4 separate regions of the Homo sapiens genome follow, and regions 2, 3 and 4 are each linked to region 1. A link is a contact called in ENCODE Hi-C or POLR2A ChIA-PET data. All regions are on one chromosome and are shown on one strand. The core of a region is the stretch at or near the end of the contact, and the rest is flanking DNA. Distances in the headings are between cores, read along the strand shown. Region 1 holds the start of ARK2N (arkadia (RNF111) N-terminal like PKA signaling regulator 2N). Region 2 holds the start of ELAC1 (elaC ribonuclease Z 1). Region 3 holds the start of MBD1 (methyl-CpG binding domain protein 1). Region 4 holds the start of C18orf32 (chromosome 18 open reading frame 32).

Evidence for each region. A loop is a pair of places that touch in the nucleus more often than their neighbours do. ChIA-PET counts read pairs that join two places held with the same protein, here RNA polymerase II (POLR2A). Pooled maps may share reads with other maps.
Region 2: a loop to region 1 is called in a map of naive thymus-derived CD4-positive, alpha-beta T cell, with 12 times the contacts of the local background. The contact joins the promoter of ELAC1 here to the promoter of ARK2N in region 1. A Hi-C loop is called at or near these places in 1 of 168 maps with a recorded cell type or tissue (naive thymus-derived CD4-positive, alpha-beta T cell) and 8 of 50 pooled maps. POLR2A ChIA-PET finds 5 or more read pairs at or near these places in 1 of 52 experiments (A549).
Region 3: a map of CD8-positive, alpha-beta T cell shows a loop between it and region 1 (6-fold over the local background). The contact joins the promoter of MBD1 here to the promoter of ARK2N in region 1. A Hi-C loop is called at or near these places in 4 of 168 maps with a recorded cell type or tissue (CD8-positive, alpha-beta T cell, naive thymus-derived CD4-positive, alpha-beta T cell and sciatic nerve) and 9 of 50 pooled maps.
Region 4: a loop to region 1 is called in a pooled map, with 10 times the contacts of the local background. The contact joins the promoter of C18orf32 here to the promoter of ARK2N in region 1. A Hi-C loop is called at or near these places in 1 of 168 maps with a recorded cell type or tissue (naive thymus-derived CD4-positive, alpha-beta T cell) and 8 of 50 pooled maps. POLR2A ChIA-PET finds 5 or more read pairs at or near these places in 1 of 52 experiments (activated naive CD4-positive, alpha-beta T cell).

Annotation. Positions count from the first base shown.
Region 1 is chr18:46,172,383-46,175,659 of GRCh38, reverse strand. It overlaps ARK2N (arkadia (RNF111) N-terminal like PKA signaling regulator 2N), which reads right to left and starts at 1,626. Exons shown (of 5, transcript NM_145055.5): 1 at 1,330-1,626. RefSeq lists enhancers at 613-742, 1,343-1,392, 1,423-1,682, 2,003-2,052.
Region 2 is chr18:50,966,232-50,969,508 of GRCh38, reverse strand. It overlaps ELAC1 (elaC ribonuclease Z 1), which reads right to left and starts at 1,469. Exons shown (of 4, transcript NM_018696.3): 1 at 1,395-1,469. RefSeq lists a silencer at 1,142-1,631 and an enhancer at 1,782-1,841.
Region 3 is chr18:50,279,775-50,283,051 of GRCh38, reverse strand. MBD1 (methyl-CpG binding domain protein 1) reads left to right here and starts at 1,529. Exons shown (of 17, transcript NM_015846.4): 1 at 1,529-1,689; 2 at 3,035-3,169. The coding sequence starts at 3,060. It overlaps CXXC1 (CXXC finger protein 1), which reads left to right. Exons shown (of 15, transcript NM_014593.4): 14 at 46-198; 15 at 313-705. The coding sequence ends at 459. RefSeq lists enhancers at 290-870, 871-1,451 and silencers at 1,597-1,706, 1,717-1,796.
Region 4 is chr18:49,485,446-49,488,722 of GRCh38, reverse strand. C18orf32 (chromosome 18 open reading frame 32) reads left to right here and starts at 1,489. Exons shown (of 3, transcript NM_001035005.4): 1 at 1,489-1,680. All of the region lies in intron 5 of RPL17-C18orf32 (RPL17-C18orf32 readthrough), which reads left to right. RPL17 (ribosomal protein L17) reads left to right here. Exons shown (of 7, transcript NM_001035006.5): 7 at 157-242. The coding sequence ends at 204. It overlaps MIR1539 (microRNA 1539), which reads right to left and starts at 1,350; the gene lies at 1,301-1,350. RefSeq lists an enhancer at 1,431-1,590 and a silencer at 1,631-1,760.

The DNA of each region.
Region 1 (3,277 bases), core at 377-2,876:
GTGGTGGCGCGTGCCCGTAATCCCAGCTACTCGGGAGGCTGAGGCAGGATAACTGCTTGAACCATGTGTTTTTTTTTTTTTTGTCCTGAGACTCCTCAGGACATCAGGCAGTAACTATCAATTGTAGGCCTCTAAAAATGCTTGTTAAACCAAAAGGCAATGCTCTGATTACTGGAGGAATCTAGATTGCCAAGATCAGCAAAACTACATTAGAAAGTTAATAGCTTCCATCCTTAAAATATCCCAAGAGAAGAAAGGGAGTGATTCTGTTAGCATGTACCCAATACTACACAATAAAAGCCTAAGCAAAATTGGCAGATGTTTTTGTAATTAAGAGGTCCAACCTTGACGAAGTATCATCAGTAGGATTTTAATTCTACTGGGTAAGAGGATTCAGAAAGCAAAAGGTCAGGCAAAAAACGAAAAACCCATCCAAACAGAAACTGCTCAAGGATCTGGTAGGGCTCGTACCGATGTTCTCTACTTCAACCTGTGAGCATCAATTTTGTGATGGGGGCTGCCGGGGACGGGGGTCGGGGCGGGGGGGTGGACAATTTTAAAGTGAGAATGAATGGCTTGCGTAAAGGCGATAGTCTTTAACACGGGTTCGTCAGTGTACATCCTCGCCGGTTTTGAAATAAAGTTGACAAACTCCCCAGAAGCGGTCTATTTTGGAGACTGACACATCTCTCGCATTGACTGGAGGCGCCTGCCGACCGAAGGTAGTGGAAGCGCCGAGAGGCAGGCGGCGCCAAGCCTATAAGAAAGCCTTTTCTCCCTCCACCAAGGCCACTGCGGCCGCGGCGCCGGAGCTCTCCGCTGCAGGGGCAGGTGTCGGCGCCAGACCCCCTACTCTCGGAGCTGGCGGAGTTGCCGCCACTGCTTCCCCCGCGGGCCTAGGAGCCGGAAAGTTGCGTGAAGACAACTCCAGGGCCGTGAAGTCGCTTCCCCCCGCAGCCCGGGGACTGCGGCACCTCCAGCCTCCCCTCAGCACCCCCGGAAAAGGACTCGCCTCAACCCGGCCCCAGCGTCTGGGGGCTTGGAGTGCCGGAGCCAACTCCGCCGGGCCGGGAGGACGCTAGGGTCACCAACGGCGGACGAGCAAGGAGGTCGGAGAGGTGCGATGCCCCAGCGTCAGCCGGCAATCCAGGCTGCGAGTTCCCGGCGCCCACCAGCCAGGCCCGCTAGGACCCCAGCGTCCGGACGCCGCAGAGCCCTCACCGCGGCCCGCAGCCCTCCGATTCGCCCCGACCCCTCCCTGGGACGCAACCCGGGCCCCCCAACTCGACCAGTAGCCAGGCCGCGGCCCTGCGCCCCTTCCCGCCTCACCTGCGCTCCGCGGCGACTCCGTGCCTTCTCGCTCGCTTCGCGCGCGCCCCGTCGGGGCACGCACCGAACCCCCGGCCGGGACTCTTCCCCGCTGCGGTGACTCAGGACGCGACGGCCACCGCCGCCTTCTCCTCCTCGGAACAAGCCCCGGCAGCGAGCAGTGGGTCGCGGTCAGAGCCCCTGCCGGGACCAAAGTGAACCTCGCCGCCTCCGCAGCCTCTACCACCAAGTCCCTTCAGTCGTCCGCGCCGCCCCCAAGAAAATGTCACCAGAGGCCGTTCCGCTGGGCGCCTCACTTCCGCCCGGAAACACAGAGCCCGCGTCGGCCGGCTAGAGAGGCAGCTGCGCCGGAGACCTCTGGAGACTGGCGCCCGAGGCCCGAGAAAAGCCAGACAGCGCCATCTGGCGCGATGGAACCCGCGCTCCTCCCGCTGCAGACCGCGGGGCGTGAAGGCGCCGGCTCCCCGGGCTTCTTTCCCGCGCTCCCTCCTTCTGTTGAGACCGTCACCTTCCCGAAATGTCTTTCCCGGGGGGTGGGAAAGCCACTCAATGCAAGCCAAGGACAATGCCTTCAGCAAAGGACAGCGCTCCCTTTTCTGTGCGCTGCTCAGTACTCACCCCCTCCTGAAGCCCTTCCGAAAGCAGCTTGCGGTGTCTGAATCCCAGAGTCGCTCCAGCGGAGAGCCCGTGCCCTTCTCTCCCCGCTTTTTCGCGGATGCCGATAGCTGGGCTCGGGGAGACTCGGCTGAGCTCTTCTCGGGCAGCGGCACCAATATCTGCTCAAGTTTCTGTCCGGGCACCTTGCAGGCCTTGCAGATCGACCGCCACCTGCTGGTGGGACGTGGCCCGCTGGGGAGACCCCGCTCTGCCCCGAATTCCGCCTCTGCAGTCGCCCTCCGATTTGCAGTCAGCCCTGGGGAGGGTGGGGGAAACGAGGTGGACCCGAACCCCGAAGAAGGGGAGGAGGGCGCAGGCCCACTGGCGGGTGGAGCGTTTCCCAAGGAGGAGCAGGAGATGCTGAAGACATATCTCAAGACTCAAGATCTGGCCAAGGACCCGCGCTCCCCCAAAGCAAAGCAGTGTTTTGAGAAGAAAAATAATAATAATAAAGCTTTGAGGAGGAAAATGTAAACGGTCTTTACCTTTACAGAGCTGTGCTGGAACCTCGGATGAGACCCGTCAAGAGGAGATTCTGAAAATCTCACACCACTGGGTCCGCACTCCCCTAAATATCAGTCTCCCCCTTCAGACCAGGCCCCTTAGTTCCCCCACTTCACTCATTTTTTCTGACTGCCTACAGGAGTGCGAGTTTTTCATCCCCAACTACAAGAATAAATTAAGAAAAGAAAATAATTTTATTATACCAGGCACCTTGCATTTAAATGGGTTAAATCCACTGAATCCTCATTACAACTCATAACAACCCTATGAGTTGGATGGCGTTACTAGTCCCAAATTGCAAAGGTGGAAACTGAGGGACAGAGTGACCTGCCCAAGATGACACATCCAAGTAAGTGGCAGTGTTGGATTCCAACACAGGCAGAGCTTACTTTCTTAACCACAGCCACCAACTGCCTCACTGAGAATCACAGAGAACGTAGTGTGTGCTAGCTAAGTAGTTTATCCGTGTATGTTATTTCACTCGTTCATTCATTTATTTACTTTCTGCTACCTGAGTCCTCAAGGGATTTGAGAGGTTATGGGGTAGTGACAAGAGCCCAGCCTATTTCAGGAAAAAAAGAAAAGAAAAGGAAAAATCACACTAAGATCACAACTTTCAGTCTGGAAATGAATGAATGTGGACTAATACATTGAGTTTTTAAAAGATTCCTTGACAGTCTGATCTAATCAATGCTGCAGAAATACTGAAGTAGGACCCTGACTACTGAGATACCATCTTGGGTCCTTCTCCTGTTTTTTGTTTTTTGTTTTTTGCTTTGTGGTTGTT
Region 2 (3,277 bases), core at 220-2,719, 4.8 Mb before region 1:
CCTACGGTGCTACTTGTACATAAAAGGTCCACAAAGAGAGGCAAGATGCTATCTAACTCCTGGTATGATACAATGTGAAAAACACAGTAATCCCCCATTAAGTTCTCTTGCCAAAAAATCGAACCTGACCTGAACAAGTCTGCAGGTCTAAATACCTGCTTATTAAAGGATACCAGAGATGGAAAAAGCAAAATCCTGGTTGTAGAAAACGTGAACCGTACAAATGACTTGTTCAAGTAAAATACAGGGAACAAAATAAAGAGCAAGAGAAAAAGATTAAGAGAGATCTAAGAGACATCAACCAAATATAACGTGTGTAGATTGTTTGGATACTGATTTGGACAAACTGGGTAAGAGGAAAGAGACAACTAGGAAAATGTAAATGCTGACTGGATAGTAGAGGGTAAAATGAAGTGCTAAGTACACTGATAATGGCTTTATGTTTTAAAAAGGTGTTATTGTGTTTTATAAACATGAACAAGGTAACAGATGGAATGGTACATTTCAGATTTGCTTCAAAATACTACAGTGGGGGAGAGGGTAACAGATGAAACAGAATTGATCATGAATTGGGAGTTCAGTTACTATTCAATTTTCATATATGACTTGAAGGTTTCCATAATAATTTTAAAACAAATATAATGAAAACCCTCCAAATAGGTCGGGAAGTAATCAGAAATTATTTAATCAATGGTGCATGTTTTGGGACATGCACCATTCTAGGCACTAGGAATTAAATGCGAGCAAACCAGATTAGGTCCCTGTCTTCTTGGAAAAAAAACAAAACAAAAACCCAGCTGCTTGCTTTCTCAAGACTGTGATCCACGTTCGGCGAAGTGCATATTCCAGTCGTGATCACAGTACTGTCATTTCACTCTGGGCCCGTGGATCTCGGTCCTGGCCGCAGATCACAATTCCCCGGTGATGATGGGGCATCAGCATTTGGAGGCTTCCCAAGCGATTCTACTGGTTGCCGGGTTGAGAACCGGCGCTCCTTCGTTTTCAGGCAGGCAGTGTCAACCCTGCAATCACCCTGTGGTGTGCCTAGGGCAGATATCGCTGTCCTCCATCTTAGAGCTGAAAGAACCGAGGCCGGGCGGCAGAGAGTAAGAGGCCAAGGCACAGGCAGGGCCAGAGGCCAGATTTCCGGCCTCCAGAGAGCCCAGGCTCCCCCACGAGACCGTGTTGGCCTCGAAAAAGGCTGGGTGGGCGGCGGCGCCGGGCGGCCGAGGCTCCGGCCCGCCGAGACTCCGGCCCGGGGCGGTGAACGAGGCGCGTCCTCGCTCCCGGGCGCTCCCCAGGCTTAGGTCCCCAGCGCCGGGCCGTGCCTGATCGAGCCGGCGAGTCCCGAGGAAGCGCGCCCGCCCCCCTCTGGTATGCCCTACCGCACTCACCCTCTCCCCGAGGCCCGCGCCAGGAGCCGAGGGAGGCGCAGGCCCGCACCCTGGCCCAGCTGTCCGCGGGGCTACAATGCGCCCGGGCGGAAGTGCGCCGCCGGCCGGGTCCCGCGCGGCCGCTCTAGGATGCGAGGGAGGTCCGCGCTCGGTGGCGCCCGCGCGGGACCTGGCTCTGGGCGCGCTTCCGGGCTCCCCCCGGGCCGCGAGGGCAGTGATTGAGTTTCCCTCTTTCCCAGGTCGCTGTGTGTCAGGTGGTAGCTATCGCCCTGAGGACCAGAGCGGGATAAACCAAAAGGGAAAAAGTTACTCTTCTTTTGTTTTCCGTGTAATATTTTCCACATAAGAGTGTTCTTCCTGATGTTTTGCTCATACATATGTGTCATTTTTGGTCTTTGGTTGGGATGAATCTTTACTGTCTTTCATCCACTAAGATCCTTTGCCTGACCATGCACCTTCATAAAGCCCCGTCCATATTCCATTTTCCTACTCTAGGTTGGAATATTTGCTTAACATCTGAAGCTGATTGTGCCATACTCACTCCAAGCCTTGGTGTTCTCTTAGGTAGCGGACGTGGGATTGAAAAACCCAGGCTGGCTGTATACAGAACGGGCACGTGGCGATTACAGACCACAGGGAAAAACTCCTTCAGTTTGAATAACAACTTTTAAAAAAAGTATTTCAAGCTCCTGTGTACTGCCAGATGCACTGATTTCGTGCTCAGCGTACTTGAGGTGGTCAAAATATCCAGCAGCTGGCCGGGCGCCGTGGCTCACACCTGTAATCCCATCACTTTGGGAGGCCAAGACGAGCGGATTGCCTGAGCTCAGGAGTTCGAGACCAACCTGGCCAACATGGCAAACCTCGTCTCTACTAAAAATACAAAAAAAAAAAAAAATTAGCCGGTCATGGTGGCACACGCCTGTAGTCCCAGCTACTCGGGAGGCTGAGGCATGAGAATCGCTTGAACCCAGGAGGTGCAGGTTGCGGTGAGCCAAGATCGCACCACTGCATTCCAGCCTGGGCGACAGAGCGAGACTCTGTTAAAAAAAAAAAAAAAAAAAAAAAAAAAAATCCAGCAGCTTCAAAATAGGAATCGGAGTGGTGTTTCTTGAAACTACCAGGACAGAGAGACTGCCACTTGTTTAAAAATCATTAACTCATCTACTTCTACTTATTGGGCTCTTTTAACCTTTATTCCAGTATTAATGGAGCTCTGACTTTGTGGATAGTATTATTTTTGGGGCTGAGAGATTTTAAAAATTTGTCATGGTCCCTGGTTTTGGGTTTTTGTTTGTTTGTTTGTTTGTGACAGGGTCTCACTCTATCACCCAGGTTGGAGCGCAGTGGCGCGATCTCAGCTCACTGCAACCTCTTCCTCCTGGACTCAACCAATCCTCCCACCTCGGCCTCCCAAGTATCAGTAGCTGGGACTACAGGACTACAACCTCCCAAGTAGCTGGCACTACAGGCAAGCCACCACACCCAGCTATTTTTTTTTTTTTTTTTTTGTAAAGATGGGGTTTCACTGTGTTGCCCAGGCTGGTGTGAAACTCCTGAGGTCAAGCGATCCACCCGCCTCAGTGTCCCAAAGTGCTGGGATTACAGGCGCGAGCCACCGTGCCCTGCCGGTCCCTGGTTTTAAGGAGCCTACACTCAGTCAGGAAACAATCCACTTAAAAGGATATGGAAAAAGGGAGATCACTAGCTAAGAGATGAGTGAGGAAGAGGTAGGATTTGAGCTGAATCTTGTAGGATGATGACACTTGAATTAATGTGGAAATAAAAAAAATAAAATGGACTTGGTCAAGTGGGGTCTAAATTAACAAAGCATTGAACACTGGAACTTGGACTTATCTCTCCTGACACTTGCCTAGCTAAAA
Region 3 (3,277 bases), core at 280-2,779, 4.1 Mb before region 1:
TCCCTTATCACCGCTATTCATCCCCCCAACCTGGCCTCCTTGCAGGTGCCAGCTGACGAGGTATGCGGGTGCCCCCTTGTACGTGATGTCTTTGAGCTCACGGGTGACTTCTGCCGCCTGCCCAAGCGCCAGTGCAATCGCCATTACTGCTGGGAGAAGCTGCGGCGTGCGGAAGTGGACTTGGAGCGCGTGCGTGTGGTAGGTTTCTGTGCGGTTTTGGTGCTGCATGTGGTAGGTTTCCATGTCGGACGTGGCCGGGGCAGGCGGGGCTGCAGGTGTTCCTGCTTAGGACTCCTGCCGCTCCCTTGGCAGTGGTACAAGCTGGACGAGCTGTTTGAGCAGGAGCGCAATGTGCGCACAGCCATGACAAACCGCGCGGGATTGCTGGCCCTGATGCTGCACCAGACGATCCAGCACGATCCCCTCACTACCGACCTGCGCTCCAGTGCCGACCGCTGAGCCTCCTGGCCCGGACCCCTTACACCCTGCATTCCAGATGGGGGAGCCGCCCGGTGCCCGTGTGTCCGTTCCTCCACTCATCTGTTTCTCCGGTTCTCCCTGTGCCCATCCACCGGTTGACCGCCCATCTGCCTTTATCAGAGGGACTGTCCCCGTCGACATGTTCAGTGCCTGGTGGGGCTGCGGAGTCCACTCATCCTTGCCTCCTCTCCCTGGGTTTTGTTAATAAAATTTTGAAGAAACCAAGGAAGCTGTCTCCACATTGCTGCGGTTGCAACTGTTCCAGACTTCTGGATAAGATGGGGGGCGCCTGCACCCCGCGAGAGCCCAGGGACCCACATTCCCAGCCTCCCACGGGCAGAGGGTCTACGCAGCGCGCCTTCAGTGTGGTGACACCGCCCATGCATGCTCCTGTCTCCCACCCAGAGCTGTCGTCCGCTGTGGACGCCAGGCCCCGCCTTTTCCCCACAAGCCCCACGTTGGGGATCCGCCTCCTGCAGGGGCGCGCCCTCCCGCGTGCCTCAGTTTACCTGCGGTGTGGCACCGCCCCTTTCCCCGCCCCGCGCGCTCCCACAGCTGTTCGGCGGGGAGGAGGGAGCGGGACACGACCCCCCCTGGGGTTGATGTTCGGAGGGACCCACGAACACAGGATAGACCCCAGCGAGAGGTGGGAGAGGAGAGCGCCGGCAGGGCCAGGGAGTGCGCAGGCGCGAAGCAGCTTCCTTGCCGCGTTCGGTATCGGCTGTGGAGACCGCGGGAGGGAAGGGAGGGCGCAGGCGCAAGCCCTCCCCGACCGCTTCCCTTCAGGTTGAGGCTGGAAAGCGCATGCGCCAGCTAGATGGGCAGCGAGGAGAGCCGCAACTGCCAGTCCCTCGAAGGGGTTAGCTGTCGTTGAACGTCAGCACGCAGATGCAACTGGCTCTCGGCAGGGGGGCGCGCGCACCGCTGCGGAGCGCCGGCCCGTAGGCGCGGGAGCCTCCCTATTAAGGGCACGCGACATCGAGGCAATAGTGCGCAGGTGCTTAGCCAGAGGCGGAGCCCGAGAGGCAGGCAGCGGACTTCCGGTTCCGGGAGCAACGAACAGCCGCGGAGGCGACAGCTACCGCTTCAGAGGAGGCGGCCGCGGAGGAGGAGGAAGGGGAGGAGGGCGAGGCGGGAGGTGCAGGAGGGACCCTCGCCATGGGTCCACGGGCCTAGAGTGGCGGAAGATACCGGCCTGGTGCCAAACTGGTGAGACAGCCTTGGGGCTGGACGTGGAGAGCGCTCAGGCGGAGGATGGGAAGGAATTGTGGCTCAGAACGCTGACGGGGAGGAATGAAGGGCCCTCAGGCCGATAAGGGGGAGGAATGGCGGCGTCGGAATACTGACGAGGAGAAATGGGGGGATTTAGGCTGAGGACGGGAAGGAATGCAGCTCTGAACTCTGACAGGTAGGAGTGTCGGGATCCTGGGACGAGGACGGAGAGGAATGGTGGAGATCAGAACGCTAAAGGGAGACATCGGGGCATCTGAAGTTGAGAGAGAAATGGGGGTTCAGAACTCTGAGAGGGAGAAATGAGGGGCCCTCAGGCTGATGACAGGAGAAATAGAGGCTTTGGAATGCTGAAAGGGAGGAATAGGAGGCCCCATATAGAGGACGAGGAGCAGTAGGGGATCAGAATGGTGACAGTTAGGGATGGCATGATCCCGGGACAAGAACAGAGAGAATGGAGGAGGGTTCGGAATGCTGAGGGGAGAAATTAGGGTCTCTCTGGATGATAAGGGAGGAATGGAGGATGAGAACAGTAAGGAGGAGAAGTGGGGAACTTTTTGGCTGTAGAGGAAGGTTTGGGAGCTCAGACTAGGGAGAAATTGTGGGTGAGAACATTGAAGGAGAAGAAAAATAAGGGGGGAGGTCTTGGGCTGAGGAAGGGGAGGCATGGGAGGCTTCCAGTGTGAGGAATGGAAAAGATGAGGGGCTGTTCAGGCTATGGGTTGGAGCAGTTGTGTCTCGCAGAGGAAGTCGAGGTTGTAACACTGAGGTAGCAGGATAAGAGGACATCAGGCAGAGAAGGAATGGAGTGGTTAAAACACTGAAGGAGGGAAATTAGGAACTCCTGGGTCAAGGAAGGGGGGAATGAGAGACTACTGAAGTCAAGTAGTGAGGGCAAGAGAAATGGGGCCCTTTGGGGCTGAGGATGGGGACTATGGGGGTCTTGGGGTGATAAAATAGAGGGATAGAGGCCCTTAGGTCAGTGACAGGGAGGAATGAGGGGGAAGGATGAAAAGTTTCTGGATTGGCAGTGAGGAGAAATGATGGGTTGTCAGTCTGAGGATAGAGAGGAGTAGGGGATTAGGACACTGAGAATAAGAAACAGGGATCCTTGGGTTGAGGAATGATGATATCCTAGGCCCAGAATAGGAAAGAATGGGGTGAGAATATGAGGGGTTTCTTTTCCATATATGGGCTGGTTGCCTGTGGCAGGTCCTAGGGCTTGGGCAAGCACTAATGGATACCAGTGATTTGTGTGGCCTGGGGCACAGTGTTGTCCCTTCCTAGAGCCTCAGTTTCCCTCATCCCTTCCACCCCCTTTCAGGCTACTGCTGCTTCCTGTGGCCTCCATGGCTGAGGACTGGCTGGACTGCCCGGCCCTGGGCCCTGGCTGGAAGCGCCGCGAAGTCTTTCGCAAGTCAGGGGCCACCTGTGGACGCTCAGACACCTATTACCAGAGGTACTGGGTGGGTAGTGGGCAGAGTCAGGAGTGGGGTAGAGCCTGATTCTGGTAAAATCAAATGGTGTGGTTAAATTTATGGATGAAGTTTAAATTATGCACATACAG
Region 4 (3,277 bases), core at 240-2,739, 3.3 Mb before region 1:
CATCTAATGAACTTAAGTTCTGTTGATTTCTACCATTTAAGTATTTTTCCCCCTTAGTCCTTAACGACTAGGTTTCCTGCCTCCAGAATAAGCTGAAGTCCTCCAAGATGTACTGTGGTTTTCTCTAAGAAACTTAACACATTTTTCTTTCCCCAGATATCCCAGAAGAAACTGAAGAAACAAAAACTTATGGCACGGGAGTAAATTCAGCATTAAAATAAATGTAATTAAAAGGAAAAGAATGTTGGTTGTCTTTATTAGTGAACATATTTCAAGTGTCCTTACAAGATGGATCAAATGAGGATTTTTTAGGATTAGAACTAGAAACACAAGATTGTTTACCCTGCACCATTAAAAACCATTTTCATGGCTGGGCACAGTGGCTCATTTCTGTAGTCCCAGCACTTTGGGAGGTGGAGGCTGACTGCTTAAGCCCAGCCAGGGCAACATGTCAGAACCCTGTCTGTTAAAAAAAAGTAAGTGTGGTGTCACTTGCATGTAGTCCCAGCTAATTGGGGGGCTGAGGTGGGAGGCTGCAGTGAGCACTACTGCACCCCAGCGTGGGCAAGACAGAACAAGACCCTGTCTCAAAAAAAGTTTCATTATCCCAAAAGGAATTTGCAGTGGTTTTCTTTGCAGAACAATCCAGTATGTGAATATACCAGTTGATCATCCCCAGTTGGAAATGGCTCCATTGAGCATTGCCTTTGAGTATGATAACAGCACTCAGGCTCAGGTTTTGAAGCTTTTTAGGTTGATGCTCAACCTGTATCATTTCGTCAATTGATAAAGGGGTTTTGTTTTTGCTATTAGGAACGATGGTACTGTGAACGTTTGTGTGCAGATTTTTGTGTTTTCATTTATTGAGTATATACTAGAGTGGAATTGCTAGATCATAAGGTTACCTGAGTAAACATCTGAGGAACTTCCAAATATTTCCAAAAAGGCTGCACGCTACATTTCCACCAACGGTTTATGAGGGTCCCAGTTTTCACACAACTTCGCCAACACGTACTGACATCCTAGCGAGCGTCAGTACTTTTCGTTTATAAAGTGATGTAACTGCTTCTTTTAAGCAACTGACGTTTGTAAAGTTGGCCTTAATGTTAGTTTGCTCTGCCCTTGAATTTAAGAAACCAGCAAAACTAATAGCTTATCCACAGTTGCCTCAACGGCCTAGCTGCCACCTTCCGTGTGGGTGCCGCGCCGTTTGCACAGGCATCATCCTTTACCGAGATCCTGCGTTCTGGGTCTGGGTGTAGTCAGGTCAGGCTTTCTTCCCGCAGCGAAGCTTTTAGTTGGGCATCTGGGACGCGCAGGACTTTCGCGCTACCTGCAGGCCGCAGAGCCGGAAGCCTCGCCGCGCCCCTTGGGCAACACTGCTGCGTGCTGTGCGACCCCGGGTTGACGCAAGCGCGCCTTTGTCGTCCCCGTTGAAGGCGCCCATTGGCTCGGCTGCGGATCGTCCCTCCCTCCGGAAGTGCGGACATTGTCAGCTGCGTTTCCGCGGTCGCGGGTGAGTGTGCCCGGGCTAGCGGCCTGGGTTGGGCTTTGTAGCTGCTCCGCAGGCCCAGCCCGGGCCGCGCTCGCAGAGTCCTAGGCGGTGCGCGGCCTCCTGCCTCCTCCCTCCTCGGCGGTCGCGGCCCGCCGGCCTCCGCGGTGCCTGCCTTCGCTCTCAGGGTACCTTCCTTCCGCGAGCGCGCTCCTCCGCCCTCCGCCCCGCCCTCCCCTCCCCTCTGTCTGTATTCTTTGTCCACCACCGGCGCCCTCGGAGCTTGCATTTGCCTCTCCGATACTTTATATTGATTTTGTTCTTTTCCGTGGCCAAGTATCGGTTTCACATCCTTTCTATGACCTTCACCGTTAGGCCTCTGTTCTCGTCTCTTTTCAATCATTGTCATTGACTCAACCTGTCCCCGCTCCCTCTGTCTCCACTAAGATGACATGCTCAACTGGATGACTTGGAGGAAGGTGACTTTCCCTGTTATGCCTTCCCTATTTCGGATGGAGCCTCAGACTTTAACTGTCTACTCTGTTGTCTGGACTTAAGTTGAGTGAAAGAAGATTCCTCTGCAACAGCTTTAATCCGTTTTGCTCGCTTTGTTGGCTTGGAGCGAATAATTAAAATAATAATATCTCGTAGCCACCTTCTAGACTTTTCTGACCCAGTTTCCATATGTGTGAAGTAAAATATCTTACCGAAGTATTATTATGAAGATTAAAAGATAAGATACAAATAGGCTTCATTCCGAAGAGAGCTAAAAAGTCTCTTAAAAGCCGTAATTGTGGCGTAAGTGATTAGTAGTATTTGTCCTCGAGAGTTTATGTACATCGTACTGTGTGCGAACTTACTTAAAACACAATTGCAGAAGTAAAAATGAATCTTTATGATGGAGGGCCTGTCAGTCACTAAACTAGTACTGGTAGCATTGTCAGTTGTTTTGAAGGGGTTTCGTTGGTTTGGAAAGTTTGGTAAAAGTTTGGTAAAAACATGACCATTGTGTTTTTGGAAGAGGAAAAGGCAAGAGCATTGAGGAAAACCAGAACTGGAAATAATGGTCTTAGAAGCTCTAGTTACCAGTTACCTCTGTGAGAACTTTGGACAGGTTACAACTTTTGGATTTTTTTTTTTTTTTAATCTTGAGACAGGGTCTGCCTCTGTGGCCCAGGCTGGAGTCCAGTGGGCCATCATAGCTCACGGCAGTTTCGGCTTTCCTGGGCGCAAGCGGTTCTCTCCTTCCTCAGCTCCCCAAATACCTGGGACTACAGGCGCGTGCCATCACACCTTGCTAATTATTTAAAAAAAAAAATTAGGCCAGGTTCCAGTAATCCCAGCACTTTGGGAGGCCTAGGCGGGAGGATCATTTGAGCTTAGGACTTTAAGATCAGCATGGGCAACACAGTGAGACCTCATCTCTACTAAGAATTAAAAAATCTGTCGGGCATCGTGGCGCAGGGCTGTGGTCCTACCTACTCAGGAGGCTGAGGAAGGGGGATAGCTTGATTCTGGGAAGTCAAGGCTGCAGTGAACTCTGAACACAGGTGGTATGTTTGAGCCACTGCACTTTAGCCTGAGCAACAGAGCAAGACCCTGTCTCAAAAAAAAAAAAATCACTATTGCCCCAGCAATTGATTTTATTTTATTTTATTTTTATTTTTTTTTTTTCTGACACGGAGTTTTGCTCTTGTCACGCAGGCTGGAGTGCAATGGCGCAATCTCAGCTCACTGCGACTTCCGCCTCCCAGGTTCAAGCAATTCTCCTGCCTCAGCCTCCCC